Linked DNA regions of Mus musculus: region 2 is linked to region 1. A link is a loop called in an ENCODE intact Hi-C map of the cell type or tissue named here. Cell type or tissue: heart. All regions are shown on one strand.

What was found. A loop is a pair of places that touch in the nucleus more often than their neighbours do. Peaks named below come from ENCODE experiments on the same cell type or tissue, not always from the same donor. Only the 100,000 strongest peaks of a DNase experiment are listed, where the experiment ranks them.
Region 2: it touches region 1 in a loop (2.9-fold over the local background); 5 of 42 quality-filtered maps call a loop at or near these places.

The regions. Positions count from the first base shown.
Region 1 is chr3:104,442,182-104,450,181 of GRCm38, reverse strand. No RefSeq gene overlaps it. Among named protein-coding and RNA genes, the nearest start is that of Gm38412, 37 kb to the right of the region's middle. In heart, a CTCF peak has its summit at 4,415; DNase peaks (open chromatin) are centred at 4,381 and 7,621; H3K4me3 peaks cover 321 bases; H3K27ac peaks cover 435 bases.
Region 2 is chr3:104,315,835-104,323,834 of GRCm38, reverse strand. No RefSeq gene overlaps it. Among named protein-coding and RNA genes, the nearest start is that of Gm5546, 40 kb to the left of the region's middle. In heart, no CTCF peak of the experiment used is centred here; DNase peaks (open chromatin) are centred at 3,204 and 4,744; H3K4me3 peaks cover 945 bases; H3K27ac peaks cover 4,077 bases.

The DNA.
Region 1 (8,000 bases):
TGGCGACCGCTGCTGCTGTGGCTTAGGCCGCCTCCCCAGCCGGACGGGCACCTGTCCTCCGGTCCGGACGGTGGCTGGCTGTCCCCGGCCCACAAAGGGTGCTGCCTCAGCGCCTCTGTGCTTCCGCCTGTTCCAGAAGCTGTCAGGTTCTCTGGCGCACCCTCTCACCTGTTCAGACTAATTCCCTAAGTTCGGCGGGTCCCGGACCAAGATGGCGACCGCTGCTGCTGTGGCTTAGGTCGCCTCCCCAGCCGGGCGGGCACCTGTCCTCTGGTCCGGAAGGTGGCCGGCTGACCCCGGCCCACACAGGGTGCTGCCTCAGCGCTTCTGCCGCCGCCTGTTCCAGAAGCTGTCAGGTTCTCTGGCGCACCCTCTCACCTGTTCAGACTAATTTCCTAAGTTCGGCGGGTCCCGGACCAAGATGGCGACCGCTGCTGCTGTGGCTTAGGTCGCCTCCCCAGCCGGGCGGGCACCTGTCCTCCGGTCCGGAAGGTGGCCGGCTGTCCCCGGCCCACACAGGGTGCTGCCTCAGCCCCTCTGTGCTTCTGCCTGTTCCAGAGGCTGTCAGGTTCTCTGGCGCACCCTCTCACCTGTTCAGACTAATTTCCTAAGTTCGGCGGGTCCCGGACCAAGATGGCGACCGCTGCTGCTGTGGCTTAGGCCGCCTCCCCAGCCGGGCGGGCACCTGTCCTCCGGTCCAGACGGTGGCTGGCTGTCCCCGGCCCACAAAGGGTGCTGCCTCAGTGCCTCTGTGCTTCCGCCTGTTCCAGAAGCTGTCAGGTTCTCTGGCGCACCCTCTCACCTGTTCAGACTAATTTCCTAAGTTCGGCGGGTCCCGGACCAAGATGGAGACCGCTGCTGCTGTGGCTTAGGCCGCCTCCCCAGCCGGGCGGGCACCTGAGTGCCTCCAAGAAGAAACTGTCCATACAGCATGCTTGCTGGCTGGACTACGAGTGAATGTTGGAAGGAAGGAAGGAAGGAAGAAAGAAAGGAAGGAAGGAAAAAAAGAAAAAAAAAGGGAGAGGAGAGGAGAAAAGAGAAGAGAAAAGAAAAGAAAAAAAAGAAAAGAAAAGACAGATGAAGTACAGGCTGGGTGTGTTGGTACATGTCAATAATCCCAGTATTTGAGAATCGAAGGCAGGAGGACCAGGAGTTCAAGGTCATCCTTGGTTATATAGCTGAGTGTGAGGCTAGTCTGTGCTAGACACCCTATCTCAAAAAGGGAGGGGGTAGTGGGTGGTGCTGAGTTTGAGTCTCAGCACCTGTGTAAAGGCCCTTCATCCAGGTTAGTGAGATACCCTGTTTAAAAATACAGAGTTAAAAAGGACCACTACCAGGGAATAGCATCCAAGGTTATCTGGCCTCCACATACATGAACACCCCCACACATGAAAGTACACACACACACAAAGTGCAAGTGTAAGTTTTATATATTTAAGAGAGGTACTCTTGTCAGTTTATGAACATTTCTGACTTCTGCACAGTTTCTCTCTCTCCCTCTCCCTCCCTCTCCCTCTCCCTCTCCCTCTCCCCCCCCCTCTCTCTCTGTGTGTGTGAATGTATAATATTTTTTATGGACAAATGACAAGTACAGTGTGTGACCTGGAATAGTCTGTGGCCTTCTGGATTGCTACCTCTGTGACTGTCAGTGCCACTGGGACTGGGACTGGGACCACGGGGGCTGGTTTTACTCATCTCAGGGTTCCTTTTAGCCCAGTGATATGGAATATTTGGAACTTGAAAACCACCCCTGGCCAGCAGCAACTGAAAGGACTTTGCTGCTCAGCATCCTCCCCCATGTCCTGGCTCCTTATCCGATGAGTGCAGATTTGCTTCCCATGCCTGCTGTGTTTCTAGTCTGGGATGGGAAGCCTGTAGTTTGTTACCAGGGAAATTTTATCACAAGGTGGCTTAAAGGAAACGAAAATACATAGGTCAGTCGTCAAAGAACAGGGATTGCCAATGTGGGTGTCATGTGGCTTGTGGTAATGCCTGAAACAAGGCTGTTGGGCCTGTTGGATTTGCTACCTCTGCTGCGTTGTTCAGCCAGCGTTTCTTGACAGCTCAGATTTGGACCTGGAGAGATGACGAAGAGGTTAAGAGCATGTAGAGGGCCTGGGGTTGATTCCCAGTACCCATATTAGGCAGCTCAAGACAGCTTATAACTCGAGTTCCAGTTCCAGGGGATCTGGTGTCTGTAGGTACCTTACATGTGTGTGGTACACATGAACTAGTTGTGTGTGTGTGTGTACTTGCTCTTAGCTTCTGAGCCATCTCTTCAGCCCACTCAAAAACATTCCTTACCCAGTCTGGAGCTCTAATAGACATAGTCTTCCAACGACCCAGCCAAGCTGGTCAGATTCCTTCTTTGTAAGTAAGGAGTTCATTCCAGATTATATGATTTGCCTGAGGTCATGTGCTCCAAAGCCCCTTTCTACAGTAAGACACTGGGCACTGACCAGTTTGGGATTTTGTTTGTTTGCTTGTTTCTTCTTTCATTCCTTCCGTAGCTGCCCCCACCCCCCGTTTTTTGATTTTTGATTTTTGTTTTTTGGTTGGGGTCTCATGTAGTCCAGGCCAGCTTCAACCTCACTATGCAGCACAGTGTGATCATCTTGCTCCATCTCCTGAGTAGGCAGATGTCACTGTGCTCAGCTTTGTTTTGTTTTCAAACAGGGTCTCTCTGTTATGTAGCCCTGGCTGTCCTGGAATCCACTATGTAGGCCAGGCTGGTATCAAATTTACAGGAATTTCCACCTGCCTCTGCCTCTCTGCCTCTCTGCCTCTCTGCCTCTCTGCCTCTCTGCCTCTCTGCCTCTCTGCCTCTCTGCCTCTCTGCCTCTGCCTCGAGTGCTGAGATTAAAGTCTTGTACCACCACGACCAGCTGTTAGTTTTTGGTTTGCTGTTTTTATTTTCATCTCATCCCCACCCATGTGTGTGTGTGTGTGTGTGTGTGTGTGTGTGTGTGTGTGTGTGTGGTATATCAAGGAGAGAGCATGGATATGGGTGTATGTGCTATGGTGCATACGTGACAGGACAGCCTTGGGTGTCAGTCTCCACCTTCCACCTTGAGCTCCTAGGAATTCTCCTGTCTTTGCTTCCCATCTCCCCGTAGGAATGCTGGGATGACAGAGGCACTGCATTGGTTTCAATGGGTTCTAGGAGTCAAACTCAGTTCCTCACACCATCTCCCCAGGCCCCTCCAGTTCATTATAAGTTGAAATGCCTCGTAGGGGCTCGACATTTTTAGGTTTCCCGAGGAGAAACAAAACCAAGCAGATGAGTGCACTGGCTAGCATGCCGTTCTCCTGATCCACCCCAGGGATCAAGTATAGGAAGCTGAAACCAGCAAGCAGCAAACCAACTGCCACAAGCGTGAGTGAGTCTAGGAACAAAGAAGGAGTACTCTGAGCATTCAAGAGTAAGTATTCATTTGGACATGTAGCCCTGGTTGGCCTGGAGTTTGCTATGTAGATCAGGCTGGCCTAGAAATCAGATCTGCTTGACTCTGCCTCCCTGAGTTCTGAGATTATAGGTGTGCTCCACCATGCCCAGCTTAGTGAGCACTTTTAAGCTCCTATTTTATTCTTTTCCAAGGAGAAGTCAGATGCAATAGAATCGCATACACTGACTGACAGCAGGCCATCTCTTAAGGCATATGTGCAAGATTGGGTTGTTTAAAGGGCTCTCTTTATTATTTTTAGTTATGTGTATATGTGTGTCGGCACATGCACATGCAAGATCAGAGGTCTCCCCCTGGAGCTGGGGAGTGACAGGCAGTTATGAGTCACCTGTTACAGGTGATTTAGGTGCTGGGAACTGACCCTCAGGTCCTATGTAAGAGCAGAGTACATCTTACCTGCTGACTCATCACTCCTGCTCCAAGATCTGAGTAGCTTCAGTTTATTTCTTTTCTAAATGCTCCATCAAAGCCAGTGTGACATCCCTCACTCTTGAAAACAATGCACATGTGGCTGGCAATGGCAGTGGGGACAGTAGCTTGAATTATTTATCCTTTGGAGCAAGCTTCATAGGAGTCTGTGTCCCATGCCAGAAACAGCAAGGGCAGAGAAGAAATACATTTCTCTTCCAACAGTGAATTGCTGCTGCCTGGGTGTCTTTGTCCTTTATACATGTCACAGGAGGGGTGGGGACAGGTTCAGGGACTACACAGGCTGCTTCTACTAAAATGGGACTTTTAAGGTGAAAATTCAAGCATGTGATGTTGAGAAAATTTGACTTTTGGAGAAACACAAAATCATAATAAATTGCAGGTCTGGAGGGAAAGCCATGAATCATGTTGGCAGGCATGCTGCCTCGTGGGCCTGTGCCACCAGCCCCAGCCTTCTCTCACACCTCTCTTAGCCCTGAGTCACCTGCCTTCATCTGCCAAGTGTATACTGCTCCCTGGCGTTTCCCCGAGCACAACAGACGTCAGTACCCAGAGGTCAGGAGAAGTTTGCAGAGGACCCCGCACCTCCAGCTGTGAGTGTCTCCCGAGTTCTATCTTTGGCCAGCCTCAATTTAGGGAGGCCTCTCAGCTGGCTCTGCTTATTGCTTTCCATGGTCCAGGAAAGAAAAATGATCAGTTGGTCACTTTCTTTAAAGTCCTCTCGTGTCCGAGTTATACATGATCTAAGACTAGCTATTGAAATGATTAATACAAGTGATAGAAAAATGTAGGATCAGCCTAGATTTTTTTTTGAGCCCCTGAAGGCAATGTATAGTTTTGTGAAAGCACTGACTTGTTTACTCTCTCTGCAAACCCTAATGTGTCTTCCCTTATGCTTTCCCTACCCTTCCCTTGGCCCTCTGAAAGGGCATTTGAGCAAAAGCACAAAAAGATTCCAAGGGCTCCAATTTGCCATCCTTGGTGGGAGTCCTAAGACACCACCCACTTGCTGTGAGACAGCTGGTGAGTACCCGGAAGTCCTGCCTGGTCAGCTGGGCCCTTCATTTACCACATGACTTTTAAAAGTAAGCAGCTGGCTCAAGTCCGACTTAGCAAGTTGCAGAAGCTTAAGTGAGTCCCTTTGGTTTTGGGTACCTGTGTTCCAGATTTGCAGGATGCACATAAGCATGCCTGGCTTTCTCTAGAGTGGGCTACATCAGCTAATGCAGATAACAAATGGAGCACCACACTCAGCACAGCCACCCATGCATTACAGGCTTTCAAAGTGGAGCGTCTCCCCCTCCTCCCTCTCCTGTCTGCACAGCTCTGGGTGGAGAATGGGGAAGGTTGGTTTTCTAGGGCTAGCCCTGGAGATTTGGGTTCCTAGTTGGATTTGGCTTGGAAACAAGACACTCTTCAAGAAATAAAGAGTGCACTGGCCCACGAGTCAGTGGGACTGAGGTTCTGACATAGACCCACATACTGCGATCTTGGTAAGCTGTTGACTGGAGAGTCTGGGTGGCACCCTTGATATTTAAGAAGCAGGCACGCATCCTGACTTAGGAACCCTTTCAGCTTTGGAGTCCTATAGATCGTCTCAAGCACACTGAGCCATTCTCAACTTAGTCTCTAATGTCCTTGTCCCGTCTAATGTTTTGTCCTGTCCTCCCTCCTCCTCCCAGTTTTTTCCAGTGGTTCTTAACTCCCTGGAAAGGCTCTTTTAAAGAACAATAATTACAAATGCACATATGGAATTTTAAAGAGGACAGAGATCTCAGCTGCTTTAAATGAGGATATGGGAAGTGAAGGGTTGAGACTTTTTGAGCCCTCTACAAAATGCAATGTGTGTTGAGACTACCAGTGGGCATCATTTCTGACTGAAGATCCTCTTTAGCCCAGACATTCCCCTATGTAGTCCAGCCCCCATGACTGCATATGAACTCCCGCAGTGCTCCGTGGCAAACTGAACTGCTTCTCAGAATATTCTCTTCAGTACGTAGCATGCTGGCTTTGTTCCAAGGTGGCATCTTGGAAGACCACAGATATTCTGGAGCCAGAATGCTTGAGTTCACATCATGGCTACTGGTATTTTAGGCTAAATTACTAAATTTCTTTTAACCTTTGTTTTCTTTTCTGCAGGACAGTAATGATAACCCTCATTCTACAAGGTCACTGTGGACACCAATGAACTCATTTCTACTAGGATAGCAAACACATTGGCATTTTGTTGGTTTGTTTGTGTGTTTGTCTAGTAGGATCTTAGCAGTCCAGGTTGCCTTGCATTCACAATTTTCCCTCCTCAGGCTTACAATCATGTGCTACTATACCCTAGCTCAGCTTTTGTAAGTCTAATTTTGGAGGGGAGAGGGTTCGTGGATAAATGACATTGTTTTCTTTGTGTTCTTCACCCAACCAGTAGGCTACATGTTGTTCCCCAGGTGGGTGGGTGACCGTTTTATCTTATAATAAGTTCAACCATGACTCTTGTTGGAACTGTTGGTCTGGAGAGTAACAGCAGCGACTGCATTAAGATGTGGGCACCTTTGTGGGCACCCAGGCACTGCATACTGCTGCTCTGATAACCAGAGCTTGCCTTGGTTCATGGCTTGTTCTCTGGTTGTGCTTGGGTATCACCCATCTGTATGCCTTCTTTGAGAACTGTCTGCCCAGTCGGTTAGCTTGTTTTCTGCTGGGTGATCTGTTTTCCTGGTGTTTAATTTGCCCAGTTCTGTATATATAAAGATGTGTAGCAGGCAAAGATTTTCTTACCATTCTCTAGGCGCTGGTGCTTGTTTTCTTTGCTGGACAGGAACGTCTTAGTTTCCTATACGTCTAGTTGTTGGTTGTTGGCAATGTGTGCTGTACAGTTGGAGCACTGTTGAGAAAGTTTCTTCTATGCCTGTGTCCTGAAGTGTTTTGCTTCAGGTCTGGCTCTAAGATCCACTTTGAGTTGATTTTGCACAGGGTTGGAGACGGGGGTCTTAGTCTTTCCTCTCCTTGTGGAAATCGTTTTCTCAGCACAGGTGTTTAGAGGTCTCTTTCCTCCAGTGTATGTTTTTGATACCTTTGTCCAAAGATAGAGAACTGTAGCTTTGTGGGGTGACTTCTGGGACCTCTGTTTGAGCCCCTTGATTGCCAGGGCCACTTTTTGAGCTAGTAACATGCTGTTTTTGTTACCATGATGCTGTAATATGGTTTGATATGGAATATTCCTGATAACTCTAGCATTTTCCACTTTCTGATAAGGATTTGCTTGAGATGTCAGGGTCTTTTGTCCTTGTAGGAAGCTAAACTGCTGGCCTACCAAAAGAATAAGTATAAAATTCTGAAAAAGAAAGCCCCCCCTTTCTCTGTGTTGTTTTGCTTGCTTGGTTACTTGCCTCCCTACCCAAAACAAAAAACAAACAAAACAAAACAAAAAAAAAAACCAAAAAACAAAAAAGGCAAAACAAGACAAAACCTTTCTCAGTTTGGAAGCCTGGTCCCCTTTTCTTTATGTTGAATACTCCCTATTTCCTGGGTCCATCTAGCTTAGAATTTCTTCAGGCTAAAATAACTTGGAGCTCAATTTAAACAATTATTTTTGTAGTCCCCGCCCCCCCCCCCCCCCCAGCCCCCAGCTACTTGTTGAGTAATCCAGGGTGTGTGTTCATGCCCAGGGCCAGGCAGCTGATTAAAAAACCTCTGCAGCATCCCAGGCTCTCCCGAGAAGGGGCCGGCTCACTGCCAAGCTCTCTACACAAGTTAGTCTAACCTGAATTTTGCAGTAGGGGGATGAAGAGGTTGGAATCCGAGATGCAGGGCAAACTGCAGTTTTCCCCTCACGTGTGCTCTTCAGATCCAGATATTAGAATTTAAGAAAGGCAGTGACAAGATCACTGTGGCTCTAATCCTGTCCCTTTAAGAAGCCTGTCATTTAACTCTTGAATACCCCATCAGCAATAGATAAAGGGCGGGTGAAGAAACTGTTGAGGCTCTTTCAAAAGGCGCCTTTTTGTTCCAAGGCATCTTCTTGTTTCCTTCTGTGGAGGCTCTACTACACAGCGGTTTGAACGAGAACTGGCCTCCAGGTGGCGCTTCAGCACAGAGAATGGCGGCAGAGGGCGC
Region 2 (8,000 bases), 130 kb after region 1:
AAGAGTCCCCCTGGCTGTCCAACTCCATCCTCAGGCTCTTCGCATCTTCCCTTCTAATTCCTTTGTCAATACTGTGGATAAGACTCCATCTCCTCAAGCATGGATTGTTCAATAGCTTCCTAATTTGTTTTTCTACCTTTGATCCATTTCAATACCATCTAATTAATCCTGAAATACCATTTCTACAGTTCTTCCTGTATCAAAAATGTTCAGTTGTTTGTGGGGCCATGCCCATGTTCTGACTCTTGGTCCCATGCTTCTGCCCAGCCCTGTCTCAGCCTTGCATGTATCGTAGGTTTTCTGCCTTTGGACTTCAGCTATATAGTAAGCCTCTCTTTTTCCTTCACGTCCTTCTTCTATTCCCCTTAGTGAATGACAACTCTCCAAGATCAAGGCCAATTCCTCCTCCTTGATTCTCTAAACCAGAGCATTTGTCCTTTTAAGTCAGCGAGACTGGAACATCAGCAGCCTCTGGCTAATATCCCACTTATCTTGCTAATTATTCACAAATAATATGCTATCTTATCTCACCTTTCTGGCAGGAGCGGTGAATAGAAAATTGGCCTTATATTTCTTTCTCTCCAACACACCACCTCATATCTACTGTAACACTGAGATGATCAAGGTATGTGAATGAGCCCACAGACTAATGGTATAGGTCACTATGCAAACAAATCATCACAATTGGATATTAAACAATCTATGCTTGTCCAGAACAAGGAAGGCCTTCTTAGAAGACATGTTAAAAATAGCTCTCTGGACAGAGAAGGTGGTCAGTACTGAGAATGCCATGTCCAAAGGCCGAAAGGCACATGTGCTATGTGTGAGGTGTGTGGATGAGCAACACATGTGACTAAGAACCAGAATAGGCTGGAAAGACAGGCAGAGTTAAGGTTCTAAAGACCTGGTCATGCAGAAGAGATGGGAATTGATCCTATAAGACAGGTAGGAATCCACAAGTGTGGGGGTGGGAAGGGGAGCTGTAAGAGGTCATGACCTAGGTTTAGATTTTAGAAATTTAACCAGGGGACTGGAGAGATGACTCAGCAATTAAGAAAGCATGCTGTTCTTGCCAACGACTGACATTTACATCCCAGCACACAAGTCAGGTGGTCTACGGCTGCCTATAATTCTAACTCTAGAGGGTCAGATGTCCTCTTCTGGCCTCTGTGGACACCTGCATGCACACAGAGACCCATGATGGGGGGAGGAGGAGGAGGAGGAGGAGGAGGAGGAGGGGAGAGGGATATGGGGAAGAGGAGGGGGAGGAGAGGGAGGGGGAGGACAGAGGGAGGAGGAGAGCTCTGACAGTAGCATGTAAGTAAATTGTATTTGGAGGCAGAAGGAGACTTGCCGAGAGATGTTGAGGGTGTGGACAAAAGTTAGGATAATGGGGACAGAAAGGGCTGTTGTTTTTGATATGTTAAGAAGGGGAATAAACACTTGGATATGGTACATATCTGGATATGGTGAATGAGGACAAGGATAGAGGATCAGTTTCATTATAGTTACTATTATTTGCAGTTTGGGGGATGGAGCTCAGGGCATGCTGCACAGGTATTCCACCAGTGAGCCACACCCAAACCTTAGGACTAGTCTATGTTGAGAGACCTCCTCTTCACCAAGGTTGAGAACGAGTGTGAAAGCCATTGCCACTGCTGTAGTCATTCTCTTTGAGTGGAGGGAGGAATGAGAAGAGTCACAGAGGTGATAATCCAGAAGCACTAACAAGGAGATGTTGCAAAGCAAGCAAGTACTTCTCTTGGGCATGTCTTGGTGCCCAGCACATGGTAGGTACTTAACAAATATTTGTGGAGGAAGAAGCCGATCATTCTGGCTAAGCGTGTAAATAAGACATTAAATATGTACACTCATGTGAAAAGCCATTTCCCAGTTTTTGTAATGAATACAATATACACTGGGGCTTCTAGTGATATGAGACTGTACAAAAGGCACGCTGAGATCTGCAGGTGTGGTGGTGCTAGGACTGGCTGGCAGATGCTCTACCTTCCCCGGAAGTCATCATCCAAGGAGCAGGATGAATAGGGAGCTTAAAACTGAGCCCTGCGGTGTGACCTTGATGTACGGTTTCGTAAACTGTGCACACAGCTGCTGGGTTTCTCTCAAAGATGCTGAAGACAATGGATTTCAAGGTCCTGTAAGTGTTGACTCCACATGACTATTTTTAATGAGGTGTATAGCTTTTTTATTCATTTGGATTTCTTTTTACCTATATGATAAATCATAGCCTAGGTTGTGTAATCCTTTCCCAACGTCTTATAAACAACTTTCCCATTAATCCCATGGGTAAAGGGTACAGGCAGGAGAAGAAAGAGAAGGGAGAAAAAGAAACTCAATAGGAGACTTTAAAAAGTGATGATTCACCCAGCAGATTCCTGGTCTTTCAGCTTTCCTCAGCAGAAATGAGTGATGTCCTGGGACATGGAATTTTAAACATTAGTGGACATGTTTCAGTAGTCCAGTACAAAGCCATTAATTTCTTTGGCACTTTCAGTACTGCCTTGCTGTTAAGTGTTCCCAGTATGTTCAAGTTAATAGAAAATTTGCAAGCCAAGGATATTTTATGCCTGCATAACTCTAGTTAAAAGCAGTATTGGTCAATATTTAGAAAAGGTATGGACTATGTTTACACAGGTCCGATGCTTCAAAGATGATAATGTTCTTTTCCAACTATAATTGCTTTTTCTGTTCCTAGATTCCAATCTCTATGGTGATATCACACTCAAGGGTCCATTTCTACATGTAAATGGCATGTGATGAAATTGTATACATTTGCCTTTTATGCAGAAAAGAAAGAAAATAATGTGAGCACTCAATGCATTTCACTGCATTGACGATGACCAGGACAAACCATTTGTCTGGTAGAATATTATAACCTCACTCTCTTAAAATCAGAACTACAGGCTGAAGATAGATGCTCTCTTCTAGTAATGTCTCCCATTTTTACAGATGAGAAATCCATTAAGAGATGACCCCCACTGCTCTCCTGATAGCAAGTGACAGAAAGCAATTGACTTAAGCAACAATGGAATGTGTTGGTCTATGGAAACAAAACATCTGAGGGGTAAGCATGGTTTCAGATGAGGCTGATTTCATAGCTCAAATTCCACCTTACGTGGCCATCTTCCACCACTGTCTTGGCTTCCATCCCAGAATCTAAGTGCACAGAGCCCAACATGATGGCGCCAGCCCCAGCCTCCTACAGACCCACGTTTAACAGCATTCCATTGGTTCTAGTAGGGTCCTGTGACCCTCGTTAGTGAATGTCAGTGGCTCACAGTGGCTTAATGATGGTCACATGCCAACCACAGGACCCAGTTTCCATCCAAGCATCAGGGTGTGAAGAGAGGAGGGTTGTTGCCATAAGAAGAAAGAATAAATCTTAAAAACCAACAGTGGCCTTGCTACTTTAGGTGGTATTTAAGATTTTTAAATATTCTTATTCATGATGGGGAGTCTTCCTGTATCTCAGGAATTCCCCCATGGAGGGGGGGGGTTAGTTTGTGATTGTTTGAGGAAGCAGAATGAAGCCAAAGTGTTCCCCCATTTCTCTCTCTCTCTCTCTCTCTCTCTCTCTCTCTCTCTCTCGTCCATTATCCTCTTTGTCATCCCCAGCATTAGTTCAAATCTCTGCGGTGTCTCTCCTCTAGAACAAAATATTTAACAAATAGTTCTTCTAGATCTCTGTGAGGAGTGTTTAATGGAATGTGGGTTTCCCAATTGGATCCTGAACATTTCAGTTTATCTCTCTACATCCCTCGTATATTACACTGGCAATTTTGGTGACCTTAATTTGAGAACCTGACCTCCTTCCAAGGAGTTTGCATTGTTTGTTTATTTAGTGAAGTTGACTATTCATAGTTATTTGTTACCTGCCTGGTGGGCCAGAACCACAGAGAAATCGGAGTCTCTCTGCTTTGAGTGTGTCTATTCCTCTTGTTTCTCATTATTTTTTTAAGCTTCTCCAGAGTCTTTCAAAGTCCATTCCCCACCCACTTCCTTGTTATAGGTTAGCAGCCATTTCCCTTAACTGCATCTCTAGAATCTATTCAGCCACTTAGCGACATCCATTCACCAGGTGAAAATCGGCATTCTTCAATAACTACTGAGTATGCCTGTGTGACTGTGCATGCTAAGTATCAAGACGAGGGATTGGCACTGTGATATGCAGAGTGGTGTCAGGAAGTTATTCCCAGGAGTGGAGCACATTCCTGCTGCCAGCTAATCTCTCTCTTGCTATTCAGAGACTCTCACTTTGTTTAGCTGACGGTTCTGCTACACTTCTCAAAAATTTCACAGGCAGAGCTTCTATTCTGGATTATCCAAAATCAACTAAAAGGAAAAGGGGGAGGGCCACAGGCGTGGGTCTCTCTGGACTTTCCACAAACAGATCTCCATGTCTTATCATGCGACAAAAGCTTCTTCTAGAAGCATAAACAGGAGGGCAGAAATAACTGCTACTGTATCTATAAAATTTAAGTTTATCTGTTATCTGCTTTGACAAACCCCTCCAGCACTTGGTAGCTAAGAACAACAGCCGTTTTATCAGTTCATTATTCTGCAGGTCAGCAGCGAGGGCTAGATGCAGCTGGACATTCGGGGGCTGGTTTCATCAGAGCCATTCATGCGGCTGCAGGCAGCTGGCAACTCAGACGGGGCTGGAAGCCTACAATGCCTTTGCTCGTGTGGATGGGGGTTGGGGTGAGGGGGTTCTGGCTGGTGTCTAGGTTGTTCTCTCCAGCAGGCTGGCTTGTGTTTCTTCACCTACTGCCAGAAAGTTCTCAACAACAAGAACGAGTCAAGCTCAATTGGCAAGTCCGTGTCCAGCCCCTGCTTCTGTCAAATTTGATAATGATCCCATAGGCCAACTCAAGTGGCCAAGTCCAGAGCCAAGGTGGGAGGGAACAGCTCAAATATGTGAGGGTGGGAGACAGGATCTATTTGGGACTGTTACTGTTTTTTAAAAATCCATCATATATATTAAACACCAATATCCTTTCTTTTCTGAAAACAAGATCTACCAGGGAAGATTTAAGGGCAAACCTATTACCAGGAAGAAGACCTGTCAGAGAATTGTAGACACAGAGCAGAGACGTAACCTTTTTATAGACTTATTAGTGCCAAGAGAGCACTGTCTATGTGTTGAGGTATTACCCCAATTATAAAATCAAACCCACTGTAAAAATAGGAGTGTAGAGTTAGACAGGAGCAAGCCGCTCTGGTGTGCACAGTAGGGTGACTGTGCACAGTAGGGTGACTGCAGATAACAGCAATGCATAGTGTATTTCAAAGAGCTGGCAGAGAGAGTTTTGAATGTTTTCACCATAAATGTTAGGTGAGTAGACTGAAGTGTTTGCCCTCATTTAAACACTACACAACTCATATGTCTCAAAATGTTGTGTGGTACTCCATACATATATAAAGCTTACGTTTTTATGTGTCAGTTAAAATACTTGTGCATTAAAAAAAATAGAAGCCAATATGTACATAGACCTACCTAGATATTTAATATACAACTTCAATTAGGACTCTTCTGAAGGACTTAGGATACGAAGGGAGCAAGACGTATTGGCTTCAGTTAGTTCAATGGGTCATCCCAGCCCTAGAGTAGAGAGAATGCTAACAAGATGGTTCTCGTAAGTAACATTTCTAAATCACAGTTTTCAGCTCCTGGCTTAAGATTTGGACCACTCTGTGAGGTGGGTAGTAAATCTTATCTCCATCTTACAAACATGGACATTGAGGTTTAAAACACTTAGCTGGCTAGAGTTCACGTTGCTAATACAGAGGGCTGGGGTCTTGAACTCTGTCTACAGAGCCCCAGAGATTGTCTCCATCTTGAAATTTTTTTTCAACTGCTTTGGACAAAACAGTGATGCCCATGCTTTGCTGTTTCTGTCTAGCCAAGCACTCTCTGAGTGCACTAGAGTACTAATTCTCTCAGAAGGTTTTCTTCTGGAAGCCTCCTTAACATGGAGTCCTGAAAAGGCAGCTTCCATTGTTGTGACAGCGTGAGAGTTGATAATGAGGTTCATTACTTCCTCAGGGAGCTCTGGGACCCTTTCCCAGGAGTAACTCTGGCAAATCCTTTGCATGTACATTGCTGCTGCCGTTGTGTGAGAAAAGTCACACGTCTTTCTGTCTTTACCCAGCACTAAGGCGTTCCTTATGCTTCTCAGTGAAGCAGCTGCTGAACTCAGCCTATCTGAGTTTGATGATGTAAGCAATCCTTCATGCAGCACCTACCCATCAAACAGTAGATCTGAAGATCAGAGCTTTAGAAGGACTGACTACCTTCCCACAGGACGTATAACTGAATTAGACCCCAGTTAGTGGTAACTTGAATGTGATCGAGAATGAGAAATGCTATCCTGAAATGAGTCTGTTTTTCCTAAAAGCTAAAGGTAAATGGAGCACTTGTACTTTGGTGTGGTCCTGCCTTTCAGGACACTTGCCCTCTGACATACATAAACCCCTCTGAGACAGGGTCCAGTTCTGTAGCTCAGGCTGCTCTCCTGCCTCAGCCCTAAAGGCACTGGTATTATTTGCATGAGCTACCCTGCCCAGCTTTGCTCTCCACCCCAATGCCCTCAACCCTGGCTCATCTGGGTGGGGGTGAGGTGAGGAGTGGTCTTCCCTCCCACCTTATCTGGGCCTGGCAGCTGATGGACCTCAGTCTTCATTCTTTAATCTTCACTCCTCACACTCTGGACATCATCCAGATTTTAAATTTATTTTTTTGTGAAATGTAGCCCTACAGATTGTAGCTTTTTGGGTTTTTGTTTGTTTGTTTGTTTGTTTTCCTTTGTTTTCTTTTCTTTTACTTGCTCTCTTTCCCTCCCTTCAGGTGGCTTTAAACTCAATGTGTAGCCAAGAATGGCCTTGACCTTCTGACCTTCCTACCTCCGGAGTGCCGGTATCACTGTGTTCCTCCATGCCTGTTTCCTGTTGAGAACTGAACCCAGAGCTTTTCCTGTGCTTGGCAAGCACTCTACTAAATGAGTTACACCCTCCCTCATACCCATATATATTTTAAAAGCTATTGTCCAGCCATATACATTTTGGCAATAATAATAAACCATAGCACACGTCAGACGATTGTCCTTATACCTGTCTTTGTAGGGAGATGAATTTAGCAGGAAAAAAGTTGGTGTTTAGCTAATTTTGAAGAAGAATAAATGCATTAGATGGTATTCAGAAAAGCTCAATTTGCATAACATATAAACTGCATAGAATTGTAATGCAGAAAACCCAGAGCTTTCCAATGGTGAATGGGTCTAATTTATAGCTATTTCTGGGGACTGAAACATTCTGAAGCAATAACTGGAAGATTTGGTTTCTATCTGACAATTTGTACAAAGAGAAATTAGATTATGGAGTGTGTTTTTTAGTAACCCCCTTGACTAATAAATTGTAATTTAAAGAACAGAATGCACGCTTTCCTCTAGCTCTGCACTGAAATTGTACACACATCATCTGCCTTAATTTCTAAGCTCTGAGCTCATATTTATGTACTTGGGAAATTTGCTGTTCTCAGAGTGGAAGGAATCCTAGAAAAATTAATTATTTAATGAGTTTCAATATTCAAATTTGTGGCTCTTCGCCTAGAATGTAAATTTGGAGGCACATTTAAAATTTAACCAGAGTTCAGTGCAAATTAATATCCACATGGGCTGTGTGCAGCCAGATGAAAAGGAGAAGGAAAGAAAGTCTTCAAAGAAAATAGGACAGAGGCCTAGTCCACTGTGAAGCTTGTTGTTCTGATGCCTTGATGAGGTGCCCAGCAGGAAGGGCGCTCAGAGGCTGATCCAGGATGAGCCTTTCAAGTGCGGCTCAGAAAAGAAACTGGGGAAGGAGGTATGTGGAACGCCATCCAAGTCAGATTCACTGAGCATCTTAGGAATGTTTTTAAGAGTGTGAAGATGAAATGGACGCCCATGTTGGCATCAAGAAACTGTCCAGTCGATAAGTACCTTCCA